Regions from separate parts of the Homo sapiens genome. Here regions 1 and 2 are each linked to region 3. Evidence: read pairs that join two places in POLR2A ChIA-PET (ENCODE). Cell type or tissue: GM12878. All regions are shown on one strand.

What was found. Peaks named below come from ENCODE experiments on the same cell type or tissue, not always from the same donor. Only the 100,000 strongest peaks of a DNase experiment are listed, where the experiment ranks them.
Region 1: POLR2A ChIA-PET joins it to region 3 with 5 read pairs; 4 of 35 experiments call an interaction of 5 or more read pairs at or near these places.
Region 2: POLR2A ChIA-PET joins it to region 3 with 7 read pairs; 2 of 35 experiments call an interaction of 5 or more read pairs at or near these places.

Annotation. Positions count from the first base shown.
Region 1 is chr14:68,727,055-68,731,054 of GRCh38, reverse strand. LOC105370547 (a long non-coding RNA gene) reads right to left here and starts at 3,032. Exons shown (of 4, transcript XR_007064227.1): 1 at 2,917-3,032; 2 at 1-1,247. RefSeq lists an enhancer at 1-319. In GM12878, no CTCF peak of the experiment used is centred here; no DNase peak of the experiment used is centred here.
Region 2 is chr14:68,740,251-68,744,250 of GRCh38, reverse strand. No RefSeq gene overlaps it. Among named protein-coding and RNA genes, the nearest start is that of ZFP36L1, 51 kb to the left of the region's middle. RefSeq lists an enhancer at 2,419-2,468. In GM12878, no CTCF peak of the experiment used is centred here; a DNase peak (open chromatin) is centred at 2,240.
Region 3 is chr14:68,820,227-68,824,226 of GRCh38, reverse strand. No RefSeq gene overlaps it. Among named protein-coding and RNA genes, the nearest start is that of ZFP36L1, 29 kb to the right of the region's middle. RefSeq lists enhancers at 948-1,047, 1,628-1,687, 2,998-3,197. In GM12878, no CTCF peak of the experiment used is centred here; DNase peaks (open chromatin) are centred at 1,856 and 3,056; H3K4me3 peaks cover 1,551 bases; H3K27ac peaks cover 3,087 bases.

The DNA.
Region 1 (4,000 bases), 93 kb after region 3:
TGCCCCACTCCTCAGCCCAACCAGCTAGTCACGGATGGAATAAAAGGCTTGGTTCCCTTGGCAACTGAGGGGACTACAGTTTTTCACAGAGTACAAGATGGGCTTGGGGAGGAAGGGAGGTGAAAGTGAGGGATGGGGGGTGGTTTGCAGGAGGAGGGAAGAAGCGGGGAGGGGCAGCCTGTTTACCAGTGCTGCTTGAGTTTGAGTCTCAAGGGAACCTTTTGTAGGTTCTGGCCTGGGAAATGCAGGATACCCTGAGTGTGGGGGATGCTCTTAACTGCTTCTCAGTTTTGAGTCACCATTGGAAGTCTCTGGTCCATGGTAGAAATGTGATTGTTGTAGGCCTCATGCTAACCTCATGGACAGCTCAGGGGAGTTAAGCAGAGCCTACCTTTATAGGTGACTAGGCCTGGCCCTGTTTTATAACTGGAGACCCCTGGAAGTGTTGATAGATGCTTGAGCCCATAGAGAGCTATTTGTGAAGCAGAGATTAGAATAGCAGGCGCCTGTCTCCTGGGTCTGATCTCGATGGACTAGACAAGGCTATTTTTAATATCAAGCAGGAGAGCTGCTGAAATATAGACAAAGTGCAGAACCTGGGCTGATTTTGTCTCAAGCACAAGACTTTGTGAGAGGAGCTTAAAAATCTATCCATGTACTGAACAGATACATTTAGCCTCAGTGAAAACAAATGATAAGGGACGGGAGACTTTGTCCCAAAACTTTGGGATGAGAGGTCCCCACATGTTGTCACTAGCACGGAGGTGTACAGGAGACTTGGTATAACCCTCTCCGAGGCTTTAGATGGTCAGGGCTGCCCACCTGGCATTGATAGAAACACCTTTTATTGCTGCCATTAAAAGTGTGGCATCTGCCAAATGAAAAGAAAGGAAGCAGAGTGAATATGTTGATATGGTGGCTTAAGAAGATAGAATAGTGTAAACCGACACACTGTTCAAGAGTCTTGAAATGATTTTTTTAAAAAATGGAAAACAGAACCCCAAACCCCTATCTGGTATAGCAGAGAGTTCTTGGAAAGGATGAGAATGGGGTTCATGGCTGCTTTGGTGGAAAGGCTTGCTTGGTTCTTCTGCCTTTGCCGGGGGACCTGGGAGTGGGAAGGGGATGTTGGGGGAGAGGTCACTGTGTTTTCCTGAGAGGGTGGCGAGGGTCATCACCGTGAAGTACTTCCTCATGCACACTGCGGTCAGTTCCTTCAAAGCCTGGCTCCGATGGGTGGGTCTCATCTGAAAGACACAATTTGAGGAAACCTAGAGGGCGGCTCCTAAGATGAGGAAACACCTGGATGGCAGGTCTCTGATAAGGAAACAATCCTGAGATACCACTGCAGCTGCTTTGCATGCATGACCTATGCCCAATCAGATGACCATCTGCTTTAATCATCATAACCAAATAGTAATAATAAAAAGATCAAGGAATCACTTATCACCTAATTAATTTACTTACTGACTGGTGGGTTGGCAGAGAAACAAGTCTGGGCAATGCAGAATAACAAGCTACTTAGAAAATATGCAGAGAGGCTGGGTGCAGTGGCTCACGCCTGTAATCCCAGCACTTTGGGAGGCTAAGGCAGGCGGATCACAAGGTCAGGAGTTCGAGATCAGCGTGACCAACATAGTGAAACGCTGTCTCTACTAAAAATACAAAAAAAAAAAAAAAAAGAAAAATTAGCCGGGTGTGGTGGTGCACGCCTGTAATCCCAGCTACTCAGGAGGCGAAGGCAGGAGAATCACTTGAACCTGGGAGGCGGAGGTTGCAGTGAGCTGAGATTGTGCCACTGCACTGCAGCATGGGCGACAGACTGAGACTCTGTCTCAAAAAAAAAAAAAAGAAAATACGCAGAGGATGGCAACCCAGGGAAGAGAAAGTCACGTGAGCTCACCTCTGTGCTCTCGAGTGCATATAAATTCATGTAAGTTTCAAGACAATTCAGTGAGGTTGGTGTGATTATTATTCTCATTCTGTAGATGAAAAAACCGAGGCTTGTGTAGATTAACTAACTCGAGCAAGATCACGAGGTTGGAGGTGGTGAGCACTGGGTTTTGAACGCTATCAGATTATCCTCGATCTATACAGCAGCCTATAGTCAGAAAAGCATTTTCAGATCTGAAATTTCACTTGATTCTCAAAACCACTTATGGCAGGAGGTGATTCCCATTTACAGCCACAGAAGCTGAAGGTCATGGAGTTTAAGTGACATGTTCCAATCACAAGACTCTATGTGGCAAAGCTATGACTGCTCTGGGGCTTTTCACACGATGGCCTGTTTCCTGATCTCAAATTCCATTCTCAAATATCTGGGAACATTTTTTTGATTTGTTTGTTTGTTTGTTTGTTTGTTGAGATAGGGTCTCACTCTGTTGCCCAGGCTGCCGTCCGTTGGCGCAATCACAGCTCACTGTAGCCTCTCAACCTCCCAGGCTTCAGCAATCTCCAGCCTCAGCCTCCACAGGCTAGCTAGGACCACAGATATGCCTTTTAAAGTTTTTGGTATAGACAGGGTCTTGCTACACTACCCAGGCTGCTCTTGACCTCATCCAGGAAGACTTTGATGTCTGCCTTTCACTCATACATATATTTATTCAGCCATTCAACTAATATTTGCCAAGCACCTGTCATGAACAAGGCATCAAGGAGAACGGAAAACAAGCTAGATTTTTAAGAAGTCCCTGTGAATAAAAAGAATCTTATAATCTCACCGTCTGTGTCTGCCCTCACAACTATCAGTGGAAATTTTCCAAAATCAATGTGCTAACAGATGTGTTTTATTTCATAAGCTGGCACACTTAAAATTGAAGAACTAAAATGTTAAGAACTATTGAGTCACAAACATTCTCTGAACACCTTACACCTTAAAATGGAGGTAGTAATTCAGTAAGGTTTGGATGGACTCACGGTGACACCTCAGTGGGACACTTCCAATTCCTGGAGACAGAGGAGAGAAGAGTTTTGGCCAAGGCTCCCTTTGGCTGTCCACATTTGCTCAGACACTCAGCCTAGCTAGCATTCCTGTCTCCCCCCACTGTCCCTGCAGAATCTATTGTGAAGGGGCCCCTCCCATGGTCAAGCTTCCTCCCCATATCAGATTTTATGGCCCGGCTACTTCCTGGACAGGGCCAAACACTTAACAGATGCCTAGACTTGTATGGGTCAACGTCAGTGCGTATGCCGGTCATATTTCCTACACACCCATCTGTACAGAATCACACATTAAACATGATTTCTCACACAGAACTTCCATGGGGAAATCCTCACCCCCAAAGTGACAGAAGTTGCCAGAATATGTACAGGGAGGTAAAAAGCACTTAAAGACAAGTGAGCACGGTCATTTGCCCTGGAAGAGCATGCAGTGTTGGGAGAGCTGATAAACAAAATTTCCATCCCTCTCCATTCATCATTCATCAGTAAGTCATGCAGGTCAAAGTGTAGGGGGAAGGGGAAGAGGGCAGAGAGAGGAGAAAAGGGAAACTAAGAATTTTTTTTTTTTTTTAGAGATGGGGTCTCACTATATTGCCCAGGCTGGCCTCAAATTCCTGAGCTCAAGTGATCCTCCCACTTCAGCCTCCCAAGTAGCTGGGACTACAAGTGTGAGCTACCACACCCAGAGAGCTATGGAGTTTCCATTGTAAGGAAAATGAAGATGACAAAGGAATGCTGGGGACAGGCTTTTGAAGGGAATAGATCAACTCAGGCTGAAGTGCAGTGGCACAATCACACTTTAAATGAGTACGTTTTTAAATTTGTGAGTTGTATCTCAATAAAGATATTTTTAAAAATAGATACCTTAAACCTCACACATTTAAAAAATACAGGATATGGTATACAAAGAATAGATAGGACATACTTAAACTAAAAAAAAGAAATTACTTATTATTCATCTGAAATGAAAAGTTAACCAGATGTCCTATATTTTATCTGGCACTCCTACCTCCCCAACCCTCAACACCCAAAGCTCTTTGAATTTGTTTTTATTTTCTGT
Region 2 (4,000 bases), 80 kb after region 3:
TTGTTGGTTAATGGATGTGGAACTTCAGTTGGGGAAGATGGAAAAGTTCTGAAAATAGAAAGTGGTGATGGTTGCACACAGTGTGAATGTCCTTAATGCCTTTGAACTTGCACTTAAAATGGGTAAATGATACTTTTCTTGGAGGGCGGGGGGTGAAGTCTCGCTCTGTCGCCCAGGCTGGAGTGCGGTGGCGCAGTCTCGGCTCACTGTAACCTCCACCTTCTGGGTTCAAGCGATTCTCCTGCCTCAGCCTCCCAAGTAGCTGGGATTACAGGTGCCCACCACGACGCCCGGCTGATTTTTGTATTTTTAGTAGAGATGGAGTTTCACCACGTTGGCCAGGCTGGTCTCGAACTCATGACCCCATGATCTGCCCGCCTCGGCCTCCCAAAGTGCTGGGATTACAGGTGTGAGCCACCACACCTGGCCACATTTTATGTTATATATATTTATCACAAAAAAGGGGCAAAATTATAACTCTCAAATATAGCAAAAAAAAAAAAAAATTGACCGTGCAGAACATGCGTTTAAGACCCACATAAACTTTCATTCGTGTAATCCTCACAACGACCCTGTGACTCAAGTTCTATCATTTTCCCAGTGAGCACCAGGCCCTGTGCAAGGTGTATTACACAGACGGCTTCTTTTGGGGAAAACCCTGCACAGTGGGTTACTATGTTCATTTTATGGATGTGAAGTGGAGCCTTCTAGACAGACAGAAACATACAAGCAGTGAGGTGCCTGAGTAGGCTAAAATTCAGGCTTGGCCGAACCCAGAAGCTACATGGTTTCTGTACACTGCGCTACCTCTTCCAGCACCAAGTGAGCCAAGATTAGAACAGAGGCATAGAGAGGTCAGCAGTATTCATGTAGGATGCATGTATTAAGCACTGACTGTGTACTCAGCTCTTTACTTGTCACTAAGAAGATCAGAGAAGTAGAAAATGCTATTCTTGCCCTCATAGGATTAACTAAGGTACATGGGGCTCTGCAGCAGATATTGGTATAAAACTATCTTCGGTTGCATTACCTTGGCTCCAGGGCTGTAGGAGCCAAAGGGAGAGAGTTAGGGTGGAGGAGAGTCTGGAAGACCTCTGGAGTCAGGACTTCCTAGGAAGGAGTCATTGAGTCCATTCTGTGTTCTAGGTGACAGGAAAATCTAGTTGTGTAAATAGGAATAATACTAACACAAACTCATAATTCCCTATCTGCAAGCCTGAAACCCAAAGATCCCAGGGACGAAAAGGGTTGTTTGTTTGTTTGTTTTTGCTGTTGTTGTTGTTTGTTTCTTCATTTTGTCAATTTGGTGCCAAATCTCATTTAGCAGCAAAATCTGATCTGAACTGGAGAGGCTATTTGCAGTCTGAAGTCCCTCCAAGTAAAAGTTGACATGGTCACTGCAGCATCATGAATGTGTCTGATTGTGAGGCCCTGACTTGGCACCCACTGGGGGACATATACTAAAGACAGCCTATGCACCATATTACCTCCTAAAAGAAGAAAAAATACTGGGCTTTTGGATGAAGGATTGTTAACTTATACTCATCGCATGATAGACTATGTGAAGGAGGCATTTTGACAAGTGCTTTACTCCCATTACCTCATTTAGTCCTTACAATAACCCTATGAGGCAGGTCCTATTATTATCATTCTCATTTTACAGGTGAGGAAACTGAGACCAGAGAAGGAAAATAACTTGCCGAACGAAGGCTACAAACTTGCAAGTGATGGGGCCTGGTTGAACTTAAGGTCTTTCTGTTTGGCAATAGCATCTCAGTGACATCCTTGGTTGGAATAGTTTTAGAATCAAGGTAAAGATGGAAGTCAGACCATGGAGTTCCCAGGAGGAAGGAGCTAGAGGGGAAATGGGACCTGAGGGGTGGGTTCCCCATCTGGGTGTTGACAGGGAGGGGAGGGCAGGCGAAGGTGAGAGGCGACATCCCAGATCAGGTGGGCCTGGCTGGGCAGCCAGGGTTGGGGCTACAGAGGGCTTGGGCCTCTCAGCAGAGCTGGGGCTCCCTGTGGTAGAGGCTGCAATTTGGACATCACAGAGCCCCAGAGAGCATGAGTCCCCAACCCTGGTCTTTAACTTGTCACCTTCTCCCAGACATAAACAGCCACCCTCAGGCCTACAGCCATTCCCCTTTTTGTTGAAAGAGGAAGCAGTCACAGAAGGCACCCTTCACCCACTCTCTGTGGTCTCAAGAAGAGGAACCTGGATCTGATTTGGATTTTTTTGAAGAAATCTTGCTTTGATGTGGTCTAATCCAACTTCTTCATTTGCTGGTCTGAGTGGGACAGTGGGTGCTGTACCTCTGTGGGGACCGACCAAGGGGATTCTCTCAGCCAGGGATCCCCCCAAGGGCGGAGTTTCCCAGCCCCGGTACCCATGACTCCTCGGGTACCTCCAATGATCTCCAGGCTATTGGAACCTTCTCTAGACAAAATTTAAATATTGAAATAAATATTCTATGAAAATAAACCTGTGGGAAAAAATAAGCCTATGCCAATCAGTTTTTTTTTTTTTTTTTTGGAAAGGGGAGGATAAAAGAGAGTTATAACCTTTTAAAAAGATATCAGTATTCTAAAAGCATAGGCAATCAGGCAGTGTGTGGGGGAAGTCCTGGATTTTACTTTTTGACTCCCTTATTCCCTCACTATATGACTCTGGTCATGAATAGATTTTGTTAATTATAAAGCATGACAGCAAGAGGGTCAATGCTGCATGATCATCACCCTATAGCAGAAATTCCTACCATGTTACTTGCTTTGATCTGCTTTCCTGAATGAGCGGGGATCTGACATACATTATCAGGGCTACTCATATCCATACTTCCCCTCTCTAGGCCTCAATTTCCATAGTAGTCAGGCTAAGCCAGGCCATGCTGCAGTGACAAATAAGACCCCAGTTTTCAGTGTCTTCACACAGTGAAGCTTTGTATTTCCTGCTTTGATGAGGATGGACAGATCCTCTTCCATCTTGTAGGTATGCCATCTAGGGTACATGGACTGTCTGGTCACAGTGGCAGGGGATAAGAGGGATGGGGGAGGCACATACTGTCTTCAGTGTTTGGGCCCGGAAGTGACATGTATCATTGGCTAGAATTAATCACCTAACTGCAAGGAAGGCTGGGAAATTCAGGGAAGCACATGGATATTCAGTGGGCACAAATGGACTCTGCAACAGTTTCCACATCTCTCGAATGCGAGGGTTGGACTAGATGACCTTGGAACAGGCACCCCTACCCCCCAGCTCTGGCTTTCTAAGATTGTCTGAGCCAGAGACCCAGAAGTTGATGACTCACAGCAGTGATAGTGCCCTGGATTACTGCACACTGCTTCCACAGGAAAAGCTGCACCCCTCACCCCAAATATCAATTTTACTTTCTTCATTCTTTCCCAGACCATCTCTGAGCTATTTGTTCTGTATTGCCCTTAATCAGCTCCCAACTCCCAGATACTTCCAAGGTAAAATGGCCTCCAGCGACCCTAGATCAATGTAAATGTTTGCTCTCTGAAAGAGATGGGGCTTGCCTTGAAGGGGACACTAATGAAAAGCTGAAAGCTGGTAGGCTGGGACCACCTGGAACCACTTAGCCCTGGAATCCCACCTCCCTTCTACCATCTCTAGAGGAACTCAGGAATAATTCTAACGTCTACCTCCACTTGCTTTCTCCTGTTTTCCTCTCGATGTGTATACTTCCTACTTCTTTCCCAGTTTGGTGAGATCCACATTGATCACTGGAAATATTTCTGTCGAGACGATTAAAGATGCACATTTGAGGCCAGGCGTGGTGGCTCACGCCTGTAATCCCACTTTGGGAGGCTGAGGTGGGCGAATCACCTGAGGTCAGGAGTTCGAGACCAGCCTGACCAGCATAGAGAAACCTCTTCTCTACTAAAAATACAAAATTAGCTGGGCATGGTGGTGCATGCCTGTAATCCCAGCTACTTGGGAGGCTGAGGCAGGAGAATCACTTGAACATGGGAGGCAGAGGTT
Region 3 (4,000 bases):
CCCTTACCCCATTGGCCTTCCCTGTCCATGGCAGTGACCCCTTGCTGAGTCACATCCGCACCACCTTGCACCCACCCCCTTGGGCAAACAGGGCCCGGGCAGTGACCCCCAGGGCCCAACAGCCAGTGCAAAGGAGTTCTGCCCTGGCCAGGCCTACTTGCCTTTCCAGGACAGCAGTTGGGGCCTCTTGGCCACCCACCCCCACCTCCACCTTGGGCAGAACCAATGGATCTCTTTTTCTTCTTTTCCTCCCAGCAGGGGTGGGCAGATCGATACGTGGCCCAGGTTCCTCTTAAGCAATGGAGCTCCCAAAGCCCTGTAGATGATTGACCTGGCCAGCCCATTACTTGGTCATGGAATGTGTGTGTGCCTGGCAAGCAGAAGCCCTGTGGCCTCCAGAGTCCCTTTCTGGGTAGGGTTCTTTCCAGGGGGGGAGACCACCTGGGGGCTATTATTCATGGTAAGCCAGATCCCAGTGGGCCACCCAATTTCTCAAAAGCCCCATTCCCTCTTCACTCCCAGAGGCCATTTGACAGAGCAGCGATTGCTCCTCTCTCTAGGTCAACCCTTTAACCACCGCAACATTCATTTACTAGTCTGCATGTCCACTGACTGCTCAACCACTCACTCACCCATGCGCGCTTATACACTCACTTGCCCTCCCACTCATCCCCATATCCTCTCACATATCCCCTTACCTGTCCACTCCCTCCCTCATCCCAGTGAATACCTGAACATCTGAGGTGCCAGCCTGGTGCTAGGCACAGCCAGCAGAAAAGCTCTAAGCAGTTGTCAAGGGCAAAGCCTTTGGAATCAGAAGGATGTGAATCCTGACTGTACTGTTTCCTGGCCACCTAGCTATGGGCACATTTCTCCAATCTGTGAGCCTTAGTTTCTTCATCTGTAAAACAGGGACCTCATGCACCTTCCTTTCAGGGAGGCTGTAAAGATCGGCTTTAGGATTAATGCATGCAAAGTGCTTCAACCAGAGCCCAGAGAACACAGCTGTGGTCACCGGGCCTCTCAGCAGCCATGTCCTGGCCGTGGGGACTATAGTTGGCCCCATCTGACCCTGGGCTGACCCTGGGACAGGCAGGGGCCCATTCCTGCCCCTCAGCTAGGCTATGCTCCCTGGACAGGTGGTCCCCACCCCCAACCCTGGAATAGAGGGCAATAATCACCCAGCTTCCCATGCATCCCTTCCCTGGCTTTCTTTCCCTCAGGGCGCCCTGGGGTTTTCAGGTCAGCCAAGACACCTGGAGCAAGATCTAGCTTGCTCTCTCCCCTCTCTGCCAAGGAAGTTCTCTGTGACAGCAGCAGGGGGTGGGAACTGGTTGAGAGCATCTGACCCTCTGAGGGAGCATTTTCCTTCCCACATGAGGCCCTATGTGCCCAGGACCTGGTTAGCCCCCATCCTCTTCCCTTCCACCCAGAGCCCCAGTGCAGACTGTTCCCTCCAGCTCATCTGGGAGTTCCCTGGGGCAGGAGGTGCACCCTGAATGCCAAAAGGTGGGCTTAGCTGTGGGGTCAGCTAGGGCAGGGGAAAAGAGAGGGACTGGAGCACGGCTGGGGCAGGGGCTCCGTGTGAAGGGATTTCCTTCATTTCCCCTAGACAGGCAGCCATGTGAGGTTCACAGGGGAGCGTTGTGGGCCCCTTGGCTTTTATTAGGGGATGTGTAGAAATGTGGGTGTGGACCTTTGAGTGGCTCACACCAGAATGCAAATTTTCTACACACTGGCCTGGTGACCTTGGATAAGTCACTGGTAAAATCTTAGTGGTTTAAGAAATACACGTGACATACTCAGCATGCACTGACACCCAGGAAGTGCTGTGTTATAAGGGGATGGCCCTGGGGCCAGTGGCTTTGTACCAGCCTGGGTAAGTCCCTGGCCATTCAACTCAGCCAGCAGGGGAAGGGCTGTAGGGAGCCCTTCCCCTCCCCTTGGCCGGTCCTTGGTGGCACTTTCAGTGGCCATGTCCTTGCTGGATAATGCTTCTTTCATCCTGGATGGGGTGCAGGTGGGGGTGGCAGTTAAGAAGTCCCAACTCCCCAGGCTCATGTTTTCAGCCTGACTTACTGAGTAGACCTGCCTTGGTGAGGATGAGGTGGGATGGGGTGAGCGGTAGGGGTGCATAACTGTCTGGAGGTGAGCTCGGCTGTGGACATGTGAGCACACACACACTGTCTCATATATTCCAGCTGCAGCTGCCCGTGGGTTAGGGCCCTGCCTCTGGTCTCCTTGCCCCTGGCAAGGTGGTCATTATTAGTTTCCTTCTCAGTTTGCTCTATTTTAAGCTTCTAGAGGACAGGAACATGTTTGTTTTGTTTTTAAAATGTTATATCCTTATTGCTCAGTAGAGTAACTGGCACTGAATGAGTGAGATGGAAGAATAATTGGACACTAGGCAGTCAGTGTCAGAACAGGGTGTGTGGACAGTGCACACTGAGTCTCAACTGGCCATCAAGTGGGCCAAGGTGGGCATCCCCAGGCAGGCATTCTAGGGTCCTGTGTATTGCCATATCTGTGCCCTCCACCTAAGGCTGGACGTTGGTAGGGGCCCTTATGTCATGGCCTTCTTGATGTGACAGCCCTGCTTTCCTGAGGCCAGGGATCCCCGGTGTGGGCTGTGTCAGGCGCTGCCAGCGGGGAACTCCCCAGGCTCAGTGCTGGTGCTTGTTCTCCGGAGCACCCCTCTGTCCTGCCCCTGGCCCCAGCACCCAGTTTCTGTTCTGGGGTGGCTCATCCTCATCAGAAAGGGAGCTCCTTGGAGGCCTCGTGGTGCCTGGCTGGTATACAGTGGGTGCTCAGTACATGCCTGCCATCTGAGTGGTCCACTTGCTGGACGGGGCTGGCCATGTTGCCTAGGGAAGCTGGCTGGGAACAGCGTTCCCAACCCGGCCTGCCACCAGGCTGGCCCCCAGGGTTGAGCACCTCCCAGCTGTCACAACCCAGTTGTGAGAAACGGTTCAACCCCCGGGAGTGCTATGGTCTGTGGTTGGCCAGGGGCTGGAATTCCCCCAAGGAGGCGGCCCCTGCGGCCACGCTATGGTCTTGCCTGGATCAGGGTGACTGGGAGGCCAGAGCACCCTCGCCTGTGAACCTGCGCTGAGAAGTGAACCTGCGCTGAGAAGTGAACCTCAGAAGGGGTCAGGTCACCACTCAGGGACCAGCATGCCCCCAGGGGCAGCCTCCTCCCAGACGGCAGTGCCAGGATGGGGCCATCTGGGGAGCAGGCTTGCACGGACCATGTCTCTCCGGTGTGGACTCAAGCTGGGAGTCTCAGCGCCTCGGGACTGTTTCCTCATCTGTAAGATGGGAGTGCTTACAGACAATGGAACATTATTTAGCCATAGACCAAGGTGTAATAACAATACATGTTACAACCTGGATAAACCTCGAAAACATGATGCTAAGTGACAGAAGCCAGACACAAAAGCTCTGGATAGGTGAAGTATCCAGAATAGGCAACCCCATAGCGACAGGAAGTAGAGGGTGGTTTCCAGGGCCTGGGGGAGGAGGGAAAGGAGAGCAACTGTTTAGTGGGTATGGGTTTCCTTTTGGGGTGATAAAAATGTTTTGGAACTAGACAGAGGCGGAGGTTCCACAACCCTGTAAATATACTAAATTCCACTGAAGTGTTCACTTTAAAATGCTTCATTTTATGTTATGTGAACCTTACCTTGATAAAAAACACAGGGGTGCTACTGACTTCACCAGCTGGTTTGGAGGCTTCAAAGAGAAGATGGCCGTGTAGCCTGAGCTCAGCCAGTGACACTGGTGAATGTCAAAGAATGGAAGCCATCGTGACCCTGGGGGCTGTGTCAGTTCCCTTGCCTTGCTGGACTCCAGACTGCGGGAGTCAGGGGCAGGAGCCAAGGGGGAGGTGAGGGCAGGTGGCTTCGCTGGGCACACCCCTTAGTCAGGGGCAGAGGGAGCTGCTGCGGCTGCTTCAGCAGCTGTGGGTGAACATTCCTATGCTGCAGGCCCAGGCTCCCGC